Linked DNA regions of Homo sapiens: region 2 is linked to region 1. A link is an interaction called in ENCODE POLR2A ChIA-PET data of the cell type or tissue named here. Cell type or tissue: Caco-2. All regions are shown on one strand. Each heading gives the region's core, and the rest is flanking DNA. Links, peaks and the distances in the headings are about the cores only. Region 1 has its middle 35 kb from the start of TFAP2C. Region 2 has its middle 270 kb from the start of BMP7-AS1.

The links. Peaks named below come from ENCODE experiments on the same cell type or tissue, not always from the same donor. Only the 100,000 strongest peaks of a DNase experiment are listed, where the experiment ranks them.
Region 2: POLR2A ChIA-PET joins it to region 1 with 6 read pairs; 2 of 35 experiments call an interaction of 5 or more read pairs at or near these places.

The regions. Positions count from the first base shown.
Region 1 is chr20:56,659,101-56,668,832 of GRCh38, reverse strand. It overlaps the pseudogene RNU6-1146P. Among named protein-coding and RNA genes, the nearest start is that of TFAP2C, 35 kb to the right of the region's middle. In Caco-2, for the core only: no CTCF peak of the experiment used is centred there; DNase peaks (open chromatin) are centred at 2,767 and 3,862.
Region 2 is chr20:56,936,598-56,946,329 of GRCh38, reverse strand. No RefSeq gene overlaps it. Among named protein-coding and RNA genes, the nearest start is that of BMP7-AS1, 270 kb to the left of the region's middle. In Caco-2, for the core only: no CTCF peak of the experiment used is centred there; no DNase peak of the experiment used is centred there.

The sequences.
Region 1 (9,732 bases), core at 2,328-6,327:
TGAGCTCAAACTCTAGCCTCAGCTTCCCAAAGTCCTGGGATTATAGGCGTGAGCCACCATGCCCAGTCCCAAACAGCCCTTCTGATACCCAGTCAGCCTGCCAGATGCCCAGAGCAAAAACCCTGGAGCCAGCCTGGACTCTTCTTGTTCTCTTGTTCCTATTTTTCAGCAAATCCTCTTGGCTTTACCTACAAAATATATCCCAACTCTGACGGACCAATTTTCACCTTCTCCTCTACTCTTGTGTTGGCACAAGTGTATTCATTTCCTGGGGCTGCTGTAACAAATTGTCCAAAATTGATGGCTTAAAACAACAGAATCTTTTTCACTCAGGGTTCTGGAGGCTAGAGGTCTGAAATAAAGGTATGGGCGGGGCTGCTTTCCCTCTGAAGGCTCTGGGGGAGGGCCCTTCCTGGCTTCTTCCAGCTTCTGGTGCTTCTGCCAGGAACACCAGTTCCTGGGCATCACTGCCATCTCTGGCTCTGTCTTCACATCCCCTCTCTCTGTGTATCTTTCTGTGGCTTCCCCTTTTTATGAGGATATCAGTCATTTAGGGTGGGTCCTAAGTCCAGGATAATTTCATCTTGAGATCTTTAGCTACATCTGCAAAGACTCTAAGACCAAACAAGGTCACATTCTGAGATACCAGGTGGACATAAATTTGGGAGAAAAACTATTGAACCCAGCACACCAACTCACCACCATCTTTTGTTTGATGATTTCTCTAGCCTCCAACTGTCTTGAGTTTCTGACCTTGACCCCCTACAGTCAATGTACAAGACAGTAGCCAAAGTGATCCTGGTGAAAATGTCAGGTCTCATCCCTGTTGTCCCAACCTTCAAAGGTCCCCACCTCATCTGGAGCAAAAGGCAGACTTCTTCCCAGGGGCCATGAGGTCCCACAGCCCTCCTAGTCCCTGCTTTGCAGCCTCAGCTATCCCAGCTGTTCCTCCAATCTGTTGGGCACGGTCCCCATCTCCAGGCCTTTGCACTTTGTACCCTTTTCCTAGACTTCTGTTTCTTCTACACTTGCTCCCTCCCCTCCCCTCCCCTCCATGAAACTTTCCGAAGCCCCAGAAATGCACATTCCTGCCCCTTTTAATTTTTTCTCCAAAGCACTTCTCACCCTGGGAACACTCAGTGCATTTTACACGTCCGTTGTGTGAGCTGTCTGGGTCCTCACCAGGATGAACCGCCTGAGGGCCAATCTCTTTCTGCTGTGTCCTCAGCACCCAGAACAGTGTCTGGCACACAACAGACACTCTATTGAGTTTTAAATTTTTTTAATATATTAAATTTTAAAAATACACGGAACGCTTCATGAATTTGCATGTCGTCCTTGCACAGGGAACATACTGATCTCTATTGTTCCAATGTTAGTATATGTGCTGCTGAAGCGAACACAGAGTTTAAAGAGGTGTTCAATGACTACATGAATGTACTCATGCTAGGAAACAAAATAGAGGGTGCCCGGAGCCTGAAGCCCACCACTAAAGATAGTTGGGGAGAGGGCAAGAGTGGCCCACCGACATTCCGTATGTTTTTAAAGTGTATTCATTGCCATAGGGATATTTTTCCATCTATCAGACTGTCAAGAATGCAGAATACTAGCCAGAGGCCAGGCGCAGTGGCTCACGTCTGTATTCCCAGCACTTTAGGAGGCTGAGGCAGGTGGATCATTTGAGGTCAGGAGTTCGAGACCAGCCTGACCAACATGGTGAAACCCCATCTCTACAAAAAAATACAAAAAAAGTAGCCGGATGTGGTGATGCATGCCTGTAGTCCCAGTTATTCGGGAGGCTGAGGCAGGAGCATCACTTGAACCCAGGAGGCAGAGGTTGCAGTGAGCCGAGATCGCACCACTGCACACAAGCCTGGGTGACAGAGTGAGACTCTGCCTCCAAACAAAAACAAAAACAGAATACTGGCCAAGTGCTGTGGCTCATGCCTGTAATCCCAGCACTTTGGGAGGCCGAGGTGGGTGGATTGCTTGAGCCCAGGAGTTTGAGACCACCCAGGGCAACATGATGAAAGCCCATCTCTACAAAAAAATTAGCCAGGCATGGTATTGCACACCTGTAGTCCCAGCTACTTGGGAGGCTAAGGTGGGAGGATCACCTGAGCCCTGGAGGTAGAGGTTGCAGTGAGCTGAGTTCACGCCACTGCACTCCAGCCTAGGCAACAGAGGGAGACTCTGTCTCAAAAAAAAAAAAAAAAATTAAATTAAGAAAAATTTTTAAAGGATTTAGAATGATAAAATTAAGAATATATTAATCTAACTTGGCAAGAGCTGGAGACCCAGCCCTTGTGTGGGGCTGCTGGAAGGGCTTCTGGGGTCAGTGTCTCTGGGGGCCAACATGCTGTGTGGGATGAACAAAAGCCTTAGTTCTGTTCAACTAAGGCCCCTCTTGGGCTGTCAGTGACATGTCTAAGATTCTTTCCTTTTTTTTTTTTGAGACAGAGTCTCGCTCTAACACCAGGCTAAAGTGCAGCGGCATAATCTCAGCTCACTGCAACCTCCGCCTCCTGGGTTCAAGTGATTCTCCTGCCTCAGCCTCCCAAGGAGCTGGGATTACAGGCAAGCACCACCACGCCCAGCTAATTTTTGTATTTTTAGTAAAGAAGGGGTTTCACCATGTTGGCCAGGATGGCGTCAATCTCCTGACCTCGTGATCCACCCACCTCGGCCTCCCAAAGTGCTGGGATTATAGGCGTGAGCCACCACGCCCAGCATACCCAAGATTCTTAATTTGTCTTTAGTATCTTGGTCACAAAGTGACTCCCTCTGGTTGGGTCTCATTTTTGTAAACTCTCCCTGGAGGCTCCAATTCCATTTCCAGGAGTCAGAGGGCGGCCGTTGGGACCCCATCGCAGCTAGGGAACCATGGGGCTCCTGAACTGCAGTTACTAGACAGATGATGACAGTACTTCCCTGGAGGCCTATTTGGAGGATTAAAATGTAATAATGGTCGGGCACGGTGGCTCGTGCCTGTAATCCCAACACTTTGGGAGCCTGAGGCAGGCGGATAATTTGAGGTCAGGAGTTCGAGACCAGTCTGGCCAACACAATGAAACCCCGTCTCTACTAAAAATACAAAAATTAGCCAGACATGGTAGCAGGCACTTGTAATCCCAGCTACTTGGGAGGCTGAGGCAGGAGAATCACTTGAACCCAAGAGGCAAAGGTCATAGTGAGCTGAGATCATGCCACAGCACTCCAGCCTGGGCGACAGAGTGAGACTCGGTCTCAAAAAAAAAAAAAGTAATAATGGATGTAAAACATTTGGCCTGGACCCTGGTGCATACTAAGTGCTTAATAAACAATATCTGGGCTGGGAGCAAGTGGTTCACGCCTATAATCCTAGCACTTTGGGAAGCTGAGGCGGGCGGATCACCTGAGGTCAGGAGTTCGAGACCAGCCTGACCAACATGGTGAAACCCCGTCTCTACTAAAAATATAAAAATTAGCTGGGCATGGTGGTGCATGCCTGTAATCCCAGCTACTCGAGAGGCTGACGCAGGGGAATCATTTGAACCCAGGAGGTGGAGGTTGCAGTGAGCCAAGACTGTGCCACTACACTCCAGCCTGGGCAACAGAGTGAGACTCTGTCTCAAAAAAAAAACAAAATAAAATCTGTTGTTATGTTAATCCTTTTAAATAATTATTTAAATGGCATAATTTGCCATTTAAACTTTTTTTTCCCCAAATCAACTGCTTGGCTAATGACCTCCAAGGTTCCTGTCAATGTTGACAGTCAATAAAGCTCTAATGAGCCTCACCCTTGGGCACAGCCCTGTCCTACCTCCTCTGATTACTTTAACTTGAGGAATTTTTATTGTGAGCTAGACAATGCCAGCCCCACCCAGAATGCAGCTTCCCCCATCCCCTGTCCTGGTGTGTCAGGGGCAAGTGGAGGTCCCAGTCTTCAGAGCCACCATAAAACCCATCCATCGTAGGCTTTGGAGCTCCAAGACAGGCCAGCTCCAGGGAAGCACCAGCCACAGGGCCCTGCCTGAACAACTTGGGACCCATCTAAATGACACCAAGAGCATCTCCCATGGAAATTTCCTTCCCTAGGCCTCCCTGCATGGTCTTACTTGCACACAGCTGGTTTATTGAGCCTTTTCTGACTTGGTAAACTTTGCTGAGGCCCAATCCTGGGAGTTTTACATCATCCCCTCTTGATTCCTCACCCTGCTCCTGAGCCCATCCAACTCATCAGCAAGTTCTGTCAGCTCCGCCTTCAAAATACTTCCCAGGTCTTTCTGGCCCTCCATCATGGCTCCTACCAGCCAATGAGCCACCATCTCTTGCCTCAGCGCCTGTGTGGCTTCCTACCAGGCTCCCGGCTTCCACTCTTACCCACAGTGGTTCATTCTCCATGCAAAGTGGTTTTTTAAAATGAAAGCCATGGCCAGGCGTGGTGGCTCACGCCTGTAATCCTAGCACTTTGGGAGACCGAGGTGGGCAGATCACCTGACATCAGGAGTTTGAGACCAGCCTGGCCAACATGGCGAAACCCCGTCTCTACTAAAAATACAAAAATTAGCAGCGCATGGTGACCTGAGCCTGTAATCCCAGCTACTTGGGAGGCTGAGGCACAAGAATCACTTGAACCCGGGAGACAGAGGTTGCAGTGAGCCGAGATTGCACCACTGCACTCCAGCCTAGGTGACAGAGTGAGACTCCATCTCCACAGAAATAAAAATAACACATAAATGAATATGAACGCCAGTCATGTCTCTCCCTGCTTGTAACTCTGCAATGGCTTCCTACAACATCAAGAGTAGAATTTCAATCCCGTTGTAGGGCCCAGAAGACTCCAACTCCCTCCGGCCCCATCCCAGTCTACTCTTCCTCCAGCCTCCAGGCCTTCTGCTCCCTGAACTTGTCCTTGATAGCCCTTCTGTCACCAGCTCTGCACCAAGGGCTCTGCTCAGCCACCAGCCCAGGTGTTGTCTCCTGGAGAGAACTCCCTGAACACCCGTGGAAAGCAGCACCTCAACCAGGCACGGTGGCGCACGCCCATAATCCCAACACTTTGGGAGGCTGAGCTAGGCAGATCACTTGAGCCCAGGAAGTCAAGATCGGCCTGGGCAATACAGCAAGACCCCATCTCTACAAAAAAATAAAAAATAAAAAAATTAGCTAGGCGTGGTGGTGCACGCCTGTGGTCCCAGCTACTCGGGAGGCTGAGGTGGGGGGATCACTTGAGCCTGGGTGGTTGAGGCTGCAGTGAGCTATGATTGAGCCACTGCACTCCACTCTTGTCTGGGTAACAGACTCTGTCTCAAAAAAAGAAAGAAAGCAGCACTTCCAGCAGGCCCATTCATGCACACGAGGGTGTGAACAGGGCCCCAGGATGAGGGCAACACAGTGGGGTTCATTCACTAAAGTGAAATGCAATTTGGCTTTTAGGGGTCCATCCATAAGGTACTCTGTGAAACCAACCACCTGAGCAAGCAGCTCCATTTATTTATTTATTTATTTATTTATTTATTTATTTATTTATTGAGATGGAGTTTCACTCTGTCACCCATGCTGGAGTGCAGTGTTGCAATCTCAGCTCACTGCAACCTCTGCCTGCCAGTTTCAAGCAATTCCCCCTGCTTCAGCCTCCCGAGTAGTTGGGATTACAGGCATCTGCCACCACACCCGGCTAATTTCTGTATTTTTTAATAGAGATAAGGTTTTGCCATGTTGGCCAGGCTGGTGTTGAACTCCTGACCTCAGGTGATCTCCCTGCCTCTGCCTCCCAAAGTGCTGGGATTACAGGTGTGAGCCACCATGCCCAACCAGCTTATTTATTTATTTATTTATGAGACAGAGTCTCGCTCTGTCTCCCAGGCTGGAGTGCAGTGGAGCAATCTCAGCTCGCTGCAACCTCCCACTCCTGGGTTCAAGCAATTCTCCTGCCTCAGCCTCTCGAGGTAGCTGGGATTACAGGCGCCTGCCACCACGCCTGGCTAGTTTTTGTATTTTTAGCACAGATGGGGTTTCACCATGTTGGCCAGGCTGGTCTTGAACTCCTGACCACAAATTATCCACCCATCTCAGCCTCCTAAAGTGTTGGGATTACAGGCATGAGCCACTGCGCCCAGCCCAGCAGCTCCTTTATAACAGCAGGGGACAAGAAACATCACAAACCCTGTAAGGAAAAGATGAGTTATATGTGTGTCACCCTCCAGACACACAGCCGAGGACACCTTCAAAACAAGTCAGCTCTATTTGAATGGAAAGGAGCCATCCACGTGAAAACTCCAGTGAAGAGAGTGAGGTGCCAGGTGGTGTGTACCATACGCCGCTATTTGGGTTAAAAAAGTAAATACATGCAGTTGTGTGTATGTGCCTAAAATAGCTTTGCACACACCTAATTGATAATGAGGTTTGTCTCCAGCCAGGGAAGCGGGTGGCCTGGGGGCAAGTGTGGGAGGGAAACGCACTCCTCTCCGTGGTGCCATTTGCTGCATTTGTTTCTTTGTTTGTTTGTTTGTTTTTTGAGACAGAGTCTTGCTCTGTCGCCCAGCCTGGGTGACAGAGAAAGACTCCAACTAAAAAAATTAATAAATACAAAATAAATAAATTTAAAAACTTTTTTTTCTTAAAAAGATTCATTCGGCCAGGCGCGGTGGCTCACACCTGTAATCCCAGCATTTGGGAGGCCGAGGCAGGCAGATCACGAGGTCAGGAGTTCAAGACCAGCCTGGCCAAGATGGTGAAACCCCCATCTCTACTGAAAATACAAAAATTAGCCAGGTGTGGTGGCAGGTACCTGTAATCCCAGCTACTCGGGAGGCTGAGGCAGGGAATTGCTTGAACCCAGAAGGCACAGGTTGCAGTGAGCCAAGATCATGCCACTGCACTCCAGCCTGAGTGACAGAGCACGACTCTGTCTCAGAAAAAAAAAAAATGTCTATAACAGTGGCTGGCACATGCCAAGTGCTCAAGAATGTAAGCTCTTCCATTCGAGGGCACCATAGCTTATGGCAGGCATCATAGCTTATAGCTGGCATTGAGCTCACTGTTTAAACACGACCCCTGGAAGTAGCCAGGTCTACTCTTGAAGCTGACTCTGCCCTATACCAGCTGGATGAGCTTCGACAACTCGCTGACCTCTGGCCAAGCCTCCAGTGCCTCATCTGTGAAATGGGCTAACATAGGGTTACTGGGAGAATTAAATGACATAATGCAGGTATGTTTTCTGTTCTTCTGTAGATTCTCTTGTAATAGCACTGATGGTTATTTTTTAGTGTTTTAACTCTACCTGATTTCTCTAGGTTTGAAAGCAGGTTTCATTTTGACCACACACGATTAAAACCTTCAAAGCGGATGAAATGATACACGGTGAGTCCCGGCCTGGTGGCTCCCGTGTGTCATCTCAGCACTTTGGGAGGCCAAGGTGGGAGGATTGCTTGAACCCAGGAGTTTGAGACCAGCCTGGGCAACACAGTGAGACTCCATCTCAAAATATGTAAAAAAAATAAATTTAATTTAAAAAAGTAAAAGAGACAAAGTGAAAGGTCAGCCTGCCTGTCATCCATGACCCTCTGCCCCCAGTCTCAGTCCCACATTCCCGCCCCGGAGGTAACCTCTTAGTGGGTGATTGTCTAGCCTCCTTAAAGATATTGTAAGTAGAAATAGGCATGTTACCTGCAGTACTTTTTTTTTTTTTGAGACTGAGTCTCACTCTGTCGCCCAGGCTGGAGTGCAGTGGCGCGATCTCAGCTCACTGCAACCTCCGCCTCCTGGGCTCAAGCATTTCTCCACCTTAGCCTCCCGAGTAGCTAGGATTACAGGTGTGCACTAGCATGCCGGGCTAATCTTTTGTATTTTTTTATTTTTTAGTAGAGATGGGGTTTCACCGTGTTAGCCAGGATGGTCTCAATCTCCTGACCTTGTGATCCGCCCGCCTCAGCCTCCCAAAGTGCTGGGATTACAGGCTTGAGCCACCACGCCCGGCCTACCTGCAGTACTTTTGTCAAAAATAAAGACATTGGCCAGGCACGGTGGCTCACTCCTGTAATCCCAGCACTTTGGAAGGCGGAGGTGGGAGGATTACTTTTTGCTCAGGAGTTCAAGACCAGCCTGGCCAACATGGTGAAACCCCATCTCTACTAAAAATACAGCCAGGTGTGGTGGTGCTTGCCTGTAATCCCAGGAACTCAGGAGGCTGAGGCACAAGAATTACTTGAACCCAGGAGGCGGAGGTTGCAGTGAGCCGAGATTGCACCACTGCACTCCAGCCTGGGTGACAGAGCGAGACTCTACCTTGAAAAAAAAAAAACAAATAAACATGTTAAAAAGTAAAACAATTAAATGATATTGTGACACCTTAAGTCATTCTGTCATTGGCTAGAATTAGTTAGCATCAACAAATAGAAAAAACAATAAATTAAAAAGAAAGAGTTGAGAAAATTCTGCCTTCTTGAAGATTTTCTTAAATGGTTGGTGCTTTCCACCACTGAATTTTTTTTCTGTCTTGTGGGAGAAGACTACTCATGGATATTAGCGGTAGAATAGTGTCTTCTGCTTGCAGAAAATTAGTATTCCTGGGCCTAAGAAGAAAAGAAACAGGAGAGAATGAAGCCCCCCATGGCTCAGAGTGCGGTGGGTGCTGTGGGGAAGGGGCGGTTCCCTCCAAGTGGGCTGAGGACAAGAGCAGGGATGGGAGGAGGCTCTGGGCCAGGGGCTGTCACACCTGTATAAGGACACCCTTCACCTCACAAGGCCCCTCCCTTTCTCCTTTTATCTCCCAGCTGGAAAAGTAAAGGGAAGAAATACAGGAACTCCTGCAAGTTTACCTGAATCTACTGCAACATTGATCGGATGGAAATCAAGCTGAAAAACCCTATGGAAAATTGCCTCACGTGAGAAACCACAGCACCAAATCCAAACTTACAAAACAATTGCGGCCGGCGATGGCTCACACCTGTAATCCCAGCACTTTGGGAGGCTAAGGCATACGGATTACCTGAGGTCAGGAGTTTGAGACCAGCTTGGCTAACATGGTGAAACCCCGTCTCTACTAAAAATACAAAAATTAGCCAGGTGTGGTGGTGGACACCTGTAATCCCAGCTACTTGGGAGGCTGAGGCAGGAGAATCGCTTGAACCTGGGAGGCGGAGGTTGCAGTGAGCCAAAATGGCGCCACTGTAGTCCAGCCTGGGCAACAGAGCAAGACTCCATCTCAAAAAAAAAAAAAAAAAATTGCATCAGGGTGCAGCTGTTTTCCTCTCCCAGAATCTTTGCACAGGCTACCTTTATTCATTATATAAACATTACGTGAATTCTTTTTTTAATTATGAAAGTAACATGTATTTGTTTTTTAAATTCTTAGGCTATATAAAATAATATCAGTAAAAAGTGATGTGGTAATCCACCATGCAAAGTCAATTCTGTTCATGGGGCCAGGCACAGTGACTCACACCTGTAATCCTAACACTTCAGGAGGCTGAGGTGGGTGGATCACCTGAAGTCAAGAGTTTGAGACTGGCCTGGCCAACATGGCGAAAACCCATCTCTACTAAAAATACAAAAATTAGCCAGGCGTGGTGGCAGGCAACTATAATCCCAGATACTCGGGAGGCTGAGATAAGAGAATCGCTTGAACCCAGGAACTGGAGGTTGCAGTGAGTGGAGATCATGCCACTGCACTCCAGCCTGAGCAACAGAGTGAGACTCCATCTCAAAAAAAAAAAAAAAAAAAGAAAAAGAAAAAGTCCGGGTGCAGTG
Region 2 (9,732 bases), core at 3,109-7,108, 280 kb before region 1:
TGGTTTCCTCAGATCCTTCTGTTTGGAGCTGGGGAGAAGGAGAAAGACCCTTTGCTTTGGCATCATGATGTTGGAAGGAAGTAAAACTAGGACCACTTGGTGACATGTTCCCTATGTAGGAAGCAAGTCTATCTGCAACGGAGGAGGAGGGGCCAATACCCAGGGAGAAAGAGAAGTCAGAGATAGAGAATGAGGGAGAAGGAGAGTGAACTCGCCTGATGACATCATTGACATCTGCTGGATATAGCCGAGCCTGAAGCTGTCCCTGGGCTTCCCATTTCCCTGAGTCACTTAGTCCCCTTTTTCTTCTTTTTTTTTTTTTTTTTGATGGAGTCTTGCCCTGTTGCCAGGCTGGAGTGCAGTGGCGTGATCTCAGCTCACTGCAACCTCCGCCTCCCAGGTTCAAGCAATTCTTCTGCCTCAGCCTCCTGAGTAGCTGGGACTACAGGCGCCTGCCACCACGTCCAGCTAATTTTTGTATTTTTGGTAGAGATGGGGTTTCACCATGTTGGCCAGGCTGATCTTGAACTCCTGACCTTAGGTGAACCACCCACCTCAGCCTCCCAAAGTGCTGGGATTATAGGCATGAGCCACCACACCCGGCTTGCTAACTTTTGTAATTTTAGTAGAGAAGAAGTTTTGCCATTTTGGCCAGGATGGTCTCAATCTCTTGACCTCGTGATCCACACGCCTCGGCTTCCCAAAATGCTGGGATTACGGGCATGAGCCACCACGCCCGGCCCCCCTTTTCTTTTATTAAGCCAGTTTGCAACCAACATAGTACTGAGTGAGTATCATTTTCCCCCATTTTATAGAGAGGACACAGAATTTGAGAAGTTAAATCGCTTTCTGTACAGCCACAGTAAAACTGGCAAAACTGGGATTCAAACCCCAATCCATGTAACCCTGAAGCCAAAGAGCTCCCCATGACATGAGGCTCCTTGACATCCGCGCATTATCTTAAGAGGCTAAAGAACATAACCAGACACCAAACCAGCAGGCACAAGCACCGCTGGAGAGAAGCAAAGAATTAGAAGAGGCATGGAGCTCTTTCAGCTCAGGGTGGCAGCCTCGACCACAGTGGCTACTTGGGAGGTGAGGAAATTGCATCTAGAGCTTTTTTTTTTGACACGTGGCTGATGGTTTCTCTCAGAGGAAAGCAGCATTTCTAGCAGAAATGCAAAGTTTTCTCATTCAGAGGTTCTTTTCTTTAATATAATATATGCCTGGACTTAGATTTCTAGGCTGGCCATTAATAATGTACATTTAAAACCGACACAAGCCTTCCAAAGCCACACAGAGCGGTCACATTCTGTATTTCGATCCCGTTCGCTTAATTGCTGCATTGATGCCATTAGTCCCAGTGGGCCGGTAGGGGAAACCGGGTTATGACTTTGAAATCCTCCAAAATGGCTAGATCCACCCGAAATCTGATTTCACTCTTTTTTAAAAAAAACACATTCCAAGCATTAGCTGAGATTTTTAAAAATGTGCATAAATATTTGCAATCAGCATCGCTTGGACTCTAAAGATAAACAGTCATAAAACAATATTGTGACCGCATTTTCCCCTCCTGCTAAACAACTTCCTCATAGGGGGAAAGGTTAGACTAATCAAAAGTAAATTAACTACAGCTGCAACCAACTTTTTTTCTTTTCTTTTTTTTTTTTTGGCCATCAGTCCTCGGTGCCTGGCTACAGTGGCAGTAACTGGCCATGTCCAACCCACATGCGTCAAGGCCCTGGAGAGAGAGCCTTGCTGGGTGCTGCTGCTCTCCCTAGGACACTCTGGAAAGGTCAGCAGTGGCTCTCGCTGCAGCAGGGGCGCTCACGGGGCATGCAGCCAGGGTCCCTGTCTTCTGTTGACGGTCTCATGAGCTGGATGTTAATTCAAGGGTATGCATATTTAGAAATGTTATTTTTAAGAAAACAGCTTATTGTTTTAATTTACACAGCTAGAAGCTGCCAAGCCTTTCAGTCTGCCGCCAAAAGAAATTTAGCTTCCAGATTTACCAAGTCGTCATCTAGTTCATTGCAAGTGCTTGGTGGTTACTATACGGGAAGCAATATGGCAGTTGCGGCTTCTTTTCTCTCAAACCCAGGCTTTCCCAGATGCCAGTTGACTTTGTCCTCAACATCAATCACCAGCTACAGGCTACAAGTCTCCCCAGCCCGATCCTTGTGGCCCAGCTAGTGGCTAACCGCTTTCAGGGTTAAGGTGAAAGTAAAGCGATGCATCTACTCATTCATTTAACACTTACCTCGTGTCCACAGGGCACCAGTACACTCTCCTTGTGGACTAGAGGCACAAAACAGCAGAGGCCTGCTCTAGGAAGCTTGCATTCTAGTGGAGGAAGACAGAGAGTGAGCAATATACAAATGGTGTGTGTGTTGCAGGGTGAGGGCTATGCAGAACCATGAAGGAGGGTCGAGAGTTCGGAGCGTGGGGAGGAGTTGTGCCATTTCATTTTTTATTTGCTTGTTACTTTACACTAGGTTGTAATAGTCCCTTTTCTCACAAATGTCTTTGTTCAATAGGCCTCATTTTTCAGGGCCAAGAGGTTCTGATTAGTCCAGCGTTTCAGAGCTCAGGTTCTGGAGGCAGGCAGGGACTTGAATCCAGGCTGCCACTCGTGAACTTGAGATCTTGGGTGACCTCCTTTACCCCGTAGTGCGCTCGTTTTCCTCCCCTATAAAATTAGGTAACAAATCTATTGTAGGTTACAGTAGACACAAATAGCATGCATAGAGAGAGCTTCATTGCTGTGTTCGGTGGAGGGCAAGCATTTAATCAATATCACTTATTATTAATACTTACAGCTCTAAGTATTCCTTTCGATAGCTGCCTGACGTGCTGGATTGCAGACATGCAAAGATGCATGTCACCTATTGCTGGGGTGCAGGATATTTCCAGGCATTGCACGTCCTCTTCTGTTCATGCTCATTCGCTCCTACTCTTATTACTCTTTTATTTCCCCCCCGGAGAGGGAGTCTTGCTCTGTCGCCCAGAGCTGGAGTGCAATGGCGTGATCTCAGCTCACTGTACCTTCCGCCTCCTGGGTTCAAGCAATTCTCCTGCCTCAGCCTCCCGAGTAGCTGGGATTATGCCCGGCTAATTTTTGTATTTTGAGTAGAGATGGGGTTTCACCATACTGGCCAGGCTGGTCTCAAATTCCTGACCTCATGATCCGCCCACCTCAGCCTCCCAAAGTGCTGGGCTTACAGGTGTGAGCCACCGTGCCCAGCCCCTACTTTTATTACTCTTATTGCTGAGGGCCAGCTCTCTAAAAGTGAGAATAAGTTCATGTTCTAGTATAATCAATATCACTGTCTTACTTTTTCCAGTAGTTGTACTCAGAATGTATGAGGGTGCCTGTTTCCTTGTACTTTCCCTAGCACTGAATATTACCAGGCTTTTAAATGTTGGCAACTCTGAGGGGGGAAGGCTGACACCCTACAATCTTTGATGAGCATTTTGCAGACCTCCAGTGAGACTGAACATTTTTTACTTTATTTTATTTTATTTTGAGACACGGTCTCACTCTGTCACCCCAGATGAAGTGCAGTGGCACTATCACGGCTCACTGCAGCCTCAACCTCCTGGGCTCAGGTGATTCTCCTGCCTCAGCCTCCCAAGTAGCTGGGACCACAGGCACGAGCCACCACACGTGGCTAATTTTTTTGTGTATTTTTTTTTTCTTTTTGTAGAGGCAGGATTTTGCCATGTTGTCCACGCTGGTCTCAAACTCCTGGACTCAAGTGATCTTCCCACCTCGGACTCCCAAAGGGCTGGGATTACAGGTGTCAGTCATCATGCCTGGCCAACATCTTTTTAATGGAGTGTTTCGACTGTGCATTTTCACCCCGGTGAATTGCCTGTTCATAGCCTTTAACCCCTCTCTGCTATTACACACACCCCCCTTTTAAACTAAGCATCTGTTTTCACGAGGAAAAAGTTCAGTGTTCATGCATGAAGCCAATTTGTCATGTAAAGGAAGAAGTATCAGACAATAGCTAATATTTTTAAAACACAGTCTATGTGCCAACTATCAGGCTAAGATGGTCTGTGAATTCTCTCCCTTCATCACCACAGCATTCCTATTATAAGATGGGCATCAATTATTTCTCTAAATTAAAAAAAAAAATGAAAGCACAGAGAGGCTTAACCACGTGTGCAAGGTCACACAGCTAGGAAGCCACAGAACTAGGACTTGAATACTGGCCAGTCTGGCCCCATCTTAATGACTCTACTAAACTGTCTCCACAAAACCACCCCAGCAACCTCTCAGCCTGTCACTTCAGGCTCTCTCTTATGAGCTGGGCCAATAATGTGGGAAGATCAAAGGAAGGAGGATGAGTATATTTTCCTCCACCATTACATTTTCTCCCCTCCTTCTGCCTGAATAAATACGTCCTTCAGCGATTTAAACACAGTGACAACACCCTCCCTGTGACTGTGTCTTCTTGCCTGCATGGGCTTCCTTTTTGAGTGGCATTAGCAAAATCCCTCAGGAAAAAACAACCCCCCACCCCCAGATCCTTTTGGTTAGGGATTTAGCTTTGTTTTTTCTTGTTTTTAAACCACAGCCCATAGTGTGTTTGGCCCAGTTGAGAAGCTCCGATGTTTCCTTGCAGGGAAAGGGAAGCTAGAGGTTAAGGCAAATATTGGTTTATCAGTTGTAACTGCTGACGTTGGAATGCGGGAGTCTTATATTTTCTTTTAAAAAGTGTGTGAGTTGTAAAAGCACCTTCAGGAGCATTTTGGGGAGTTTGCCGTGTATTATGCCAGGCATTTTTATTGCATTCTTTTACTGATTCTTCAAATAAATAAATAAATAAATAAATAAATAAATAAATAAATAAAGCAAGGTATGGCTGTTATTGCTCTGTTTTTATGGAGCAGTGAAGCTCAGAGAAACTCCAGTTCTCTAGCCAGTGAGGGATGGGGCTGGTTCGTACTCAGGGCTCTGGAATTCTAAAGCCAAGGACCAAATCTGGCCTCTGCCCTAGAAGAAGATACCTAAGACACCAGAGGTACTGCTGGGAATAGTTTAAAGTATTTCAGCCTGGGCGCGGTGGCTTACGCCTGTAGTCCCAGCACTTTGGGAGGCCAAGGCAGGTGGGTCACCTGAGGCCGGGAGTTCAAGACCAGCCTGGCAAACATGGAGAAACCCCATCTTGGTGTAGGCAGGTCTTTGTGTTCCCATCAGATCCTGATGTGAGGACTAGGGTGGTGCGGCCTGTCTCCTGCAGAGGCTTGGGGGCTCCTGGCTAACCCGTGGTGGGCACTCACCCTCGGGTCATGGTCTCAGCCCTTCACACTGACCCGGTGCCATCACACTATGAGGGCAGGCCATTGTGCCTCATTTCATATTTGCAAGTTAAGTGAATTCATTTGCCCAAATTCAGTGAGGAGTTAGTGGTGGGGTCAGGAGTCACACAAAATCTGACTCTATTTCTCAAATCCCAAATCAACTCACTTAACAGAAACACTAAGGCAAGACATTTAAGACATGAATAAAACTGGGAAAACCCAAGCCAGTCATCACTGTTGCTTTTTCAAGGTGAATATTTTGCTGAGTGTCTGATCTGCCTCCATGGAGGGATGACAGGTGTGAGCAACAGGGCACTGCCTGGCTGGGCTCCCACTTGGGTCCAAGCAGGCACCTGGAGAATAGCATGTGTGCACCACATGGCAGGGCCATCTGACCTAGAAAGAAAATACAGGCAAGGAGGGCTGAAATGAGGTGACTGCACCTTAGTCTATAGAGCAAATAAATGGTCTAAGTCTGTGGTTCTCAACTACAGGCAATTTTGCCTGCCAGGAAACATTTGGGAATGTCTGGAGATGTTTTTGGTCATCACAATGAGGTGGGAAGAGTGAGGATGTAACTGGCAACTAATGGGTAGAGGCCAGAGATGCTGCCAAATGTCCTACAATGCCCAGGACAGGCCCCACCATGGAGAATTCTCCAGGACCAGATGTCAGTGGTGCCATGGTTATGAACCCTTTTCGTAGAAGCTTCCCTTTAATGTAGAGTGCCAAGAAACCACACCATTGCTAGGGCCTCGTGGGGGACAGAGTGACCTTCCCTGCCTTTGGCTTGGGGCTGGCCACGTGATTTGCCCAATGGACAACTTTAAGCTTTTATATTTGACAACCCCAGAGTAAGATACCTCTCTCCCAGGCCACTCCATAGAGAATAGGCTGGGCAACCGAGAGCAGCCCCCACAGGGCTCCTGAGTGCTGGCGCCTAGACTTTCACCGTGGGGAATTACCTCGCAGTAATGGGGACTCCCAAGAACACTGCCTGGTAGGCTGCCCCAGAGGCCATAGGACAGAAAGGCTCACAGACCAATTTACAACTCCCTCATTTCATAATTCATTGAATTAATCTAAAACATACCATAAGAAGCAAGGGGAGTGATTTGGGGTGGGTTAACACTTAAGATGGGAACAAGCTGATAGAAGAGCTACACGAATCCAGTTCTCCTTCTTTCCTTCCTTCCTTCCTTCCTTTCCTTCTCTTTTTCCTTCCTTCCTTCCCTCTCTCTCTCCCTCCTTTCCTTTCTTTCTTTCCTTCTTTCTTTCTTTCTTTCTTTCTTTCTTTCTTTCTTTCTTTCTTTCTTTCTTTTTCTTTCTTTGTCTGTCTTTCTTTCTCTTTCTCTTTCTTCCTTCCTTCCTACTTTCTTTCTTTTTTTTTTTTTTTTTTTTAGACAGAGTCTCACTCTGTCACCCAGGCTTGCGTGCAGTGGCGTGATCTTGGCTCACTGCAACCTCTGCTGCCAAGGTTCAAGTGATTCTCCTGCTTCAGCCTCCCGAGTAGCTGGGATTACAGGTGTGTGCCACCATGCCCGGCTAATTTTTGTATTTGTAGTAGAGATGGGGTTTCACCGTATTGGTCAGGCTGGTCTTGAACTCCTGATCCACCCACCTCGGGCTCCCAAAGTGCTGGGATTACAGGCGTGAGCCACCGTGCCTGGCCCCTTTCTTTCTTTCTTTCTTTCTTTCTTTCTTTCTTTCTTTCTTTCTTTCTTTCTTTCTTTCTTTCTTTCTTTCTTTCTTTCTTCTTCCTTTCTTTCTCTCTCTCTCTTTCTCTCTCTTTCTTTCTTTCTTTCTCTCTCTCTTTCTTTCTCCCTCCCTTCCTTCCTTCCCTCCTCCCTCCCTCCTTCCCTCCCTTTCTCTCTCTCTCTCTCTTCCTGCATCATCACTTTCCTCGCTGACAGTGTGGTTACAAGGACCAGAGCTGAGGGTGGGCAATGGACTCAGCACCCAGGAGGTGCCTGGAGCCAACGCACACCTGGCTCTGCATAGAGTTGGGGGAGAACATCTGCACGCAGCTGTAACTCACAGAGAACCTGCCGAGCAGCCACCGATTTCATCTGTCAATCTTGGGCCGACGACATCTGGGGCCAGAATTTACAAAAGGCACAACTATCAATTTCAAGGAGATGGGATCAGTGTCTTCTGAATCTTTCAGGTTTGCTGGGGCCTCCCATTTCTTCTTATCTACAAATAACACTCACTCTCCCACCCTATTCTCTATGCCTAGCACACTTGCCCCTCTATTCTGCCTGCATCCAGCATGCTCATGCCTCCCTAACTCACTCACTATCTATAATTAACACTTCTTATGAATTTCTTTCATTCCATTTGTTTTTATTGCTCTTGATATCAGCATTGAATATTTCTGAATAATACAGAAAGCACATCTTGCAAGAATCAGCAACATCAAGCAGTGTAGGTGGCAGGTGACTTTTTAGCAGAAGGACCAAAAAAAGTAAAAACCAAAAAAGTAAAAACAATGATGGTCATCTCTGTCCAGCAATAGACATCCTTCTCTATAGCTCTGCAGAATACTTCTAAATGGCCTCATCATTCATTAACCAGTCCTTCAGTGATGGGCATTGCTTTTCTATAGTTTCCTTAGAATACATTCCTAGAAAACAGAGGTCAACCGACCCTTTCTAGAAAGAAGCAGGGTGTAAATATTTCAGGCTTTGCAGGTCAGAAGGTCTCTGCTGCCAAGGCTCAACTCTGCAGAAAATACATAAACAAATAAGGCACGGCTGTGCATGTGCCAATCAAACCTCACTTATGGACACTAAAATGGGAGTTTCTATCATCTTCAGTGTGATTGCAGCAAATTCTATCGTTCCTGCCTTGGCTCGTGTTAGCATTTTGGGTATAAAATATTCTTCAATTTTTAAAAATCATGTAAAAATGTAAAGACCGTTTTTAGTTGTTGGGCTGTACAGAAGCTGGCTGCAGGACCTGTACTTTTTTTTTTTTTTTTTTGAGACAGAGTTTTGCTCTTGTTGCCCAGGCTGGAGTGCAATGGCGTGATCTCGGCTCATCGCAACTTCTGCCTCCCGGGTTTAAGCCATTCTCCTGCCTCAGCCTCCTGAGTAGCTGGGATTACAGGCATGAGCCATCACGCCCGGATAATTTTTTGTATTTTTAGTAAAGATGGGGTTTCTCCATGTTGGTCAGGCTAGTCTTGAACTCCCAACCTCAGGTGATCAGCTGCCTGGGCCTCCCAAAGTGCTGGGATTACAGGCATGAGCCACCGCGCCTGGCCCGGGCCCTGTGCTTTTACCATCTCTGCAGTTCACAGACCCTTGCTCTAAACAGAATTTCTGAGCAAAGACTATGTGTGCTTTTACATTTTGATGAACATTGTGGAGCCTCTTTTGTTTAAGGCAATACCAATTTTTATTTCCATAGTCTATGAGCAGCCCCTTTCTTTAGGTTCTTACCAACTCCAGGTATCTCCCACAAATGTGTCAAGTTATGAAATTTGTATTCCATTCTCTTTCTGTGAGGCTCTAGATACTACGTGACTCAGAATTCAGGTTTTAAATTTGTCCAACCATATTGAGTAGGAATTATTGCTTAAGAAATCTTTCTTTTCTTTTCTTTTTTTTTTTTTTTTTTGAGACAGTCACTGTCTGTCACCCTGGCTGAAGTGCAGTGGCACTATCTCGGCTCACTGCAAGCTCCACCTCCCTGGTTCACGCCATTCTGCTGCCTCAGCCTCCCAAGTAGCTGGGATTACAGGCGCCCGCCACCACGCTGGGCTAATTTTTTTTGTATTTTTAGTAGAGACAGAGTTTCACGTGTTAGCCAGGATGGTCTCGATCTCCTGACCTCGTGATCCGCCCGCCTTGGTCTCCCAAAGTGCTGGGATTACAGGAGTGAGCCACCGTGCCTGGCCAAGAAATCTTTCAAATTTGCTAACGGCCCGTGATCAGGGAGAAACCAAACTTGATCTGATGTCCCAGTGGCCGCCTCCCACCTACGTTCCAGCCAGCCTCACAGGAGTGAAGACATCTACTTCTTGTAGCAAATTACTTAGAAACTCTCTCTCCATGAATTGGGTGGTGTAGGCAGAGCTATAGATGTTGTCAAAGAGATATCTGGCTGGTTTGGGTCTTAGAAAGTGGCCTGGGGCTGCGTGCCTCTGTTGACAGTACAGCTATTACAAAAGAAACTGAGAGGGCCACCTTGGCTTAGGTCAGGGTGTCTCCCTTCCACGGTTAAGTCTTTTCTGTTACCAGACAGATAGATTAACCAGGGGGAATCGCAGGCTCTTTGGCAACTCCAGATCCCATTGCTCTTAAAATAATCTCCTCTGCTTTCCGAAGATTTTCTCAGAAGCAGTGAAAATCAGGCTGGGCGTGGTGACTCATGCCTGTAATCCTAGCACTTTAGGAGGCTGAGGTGGGCAGA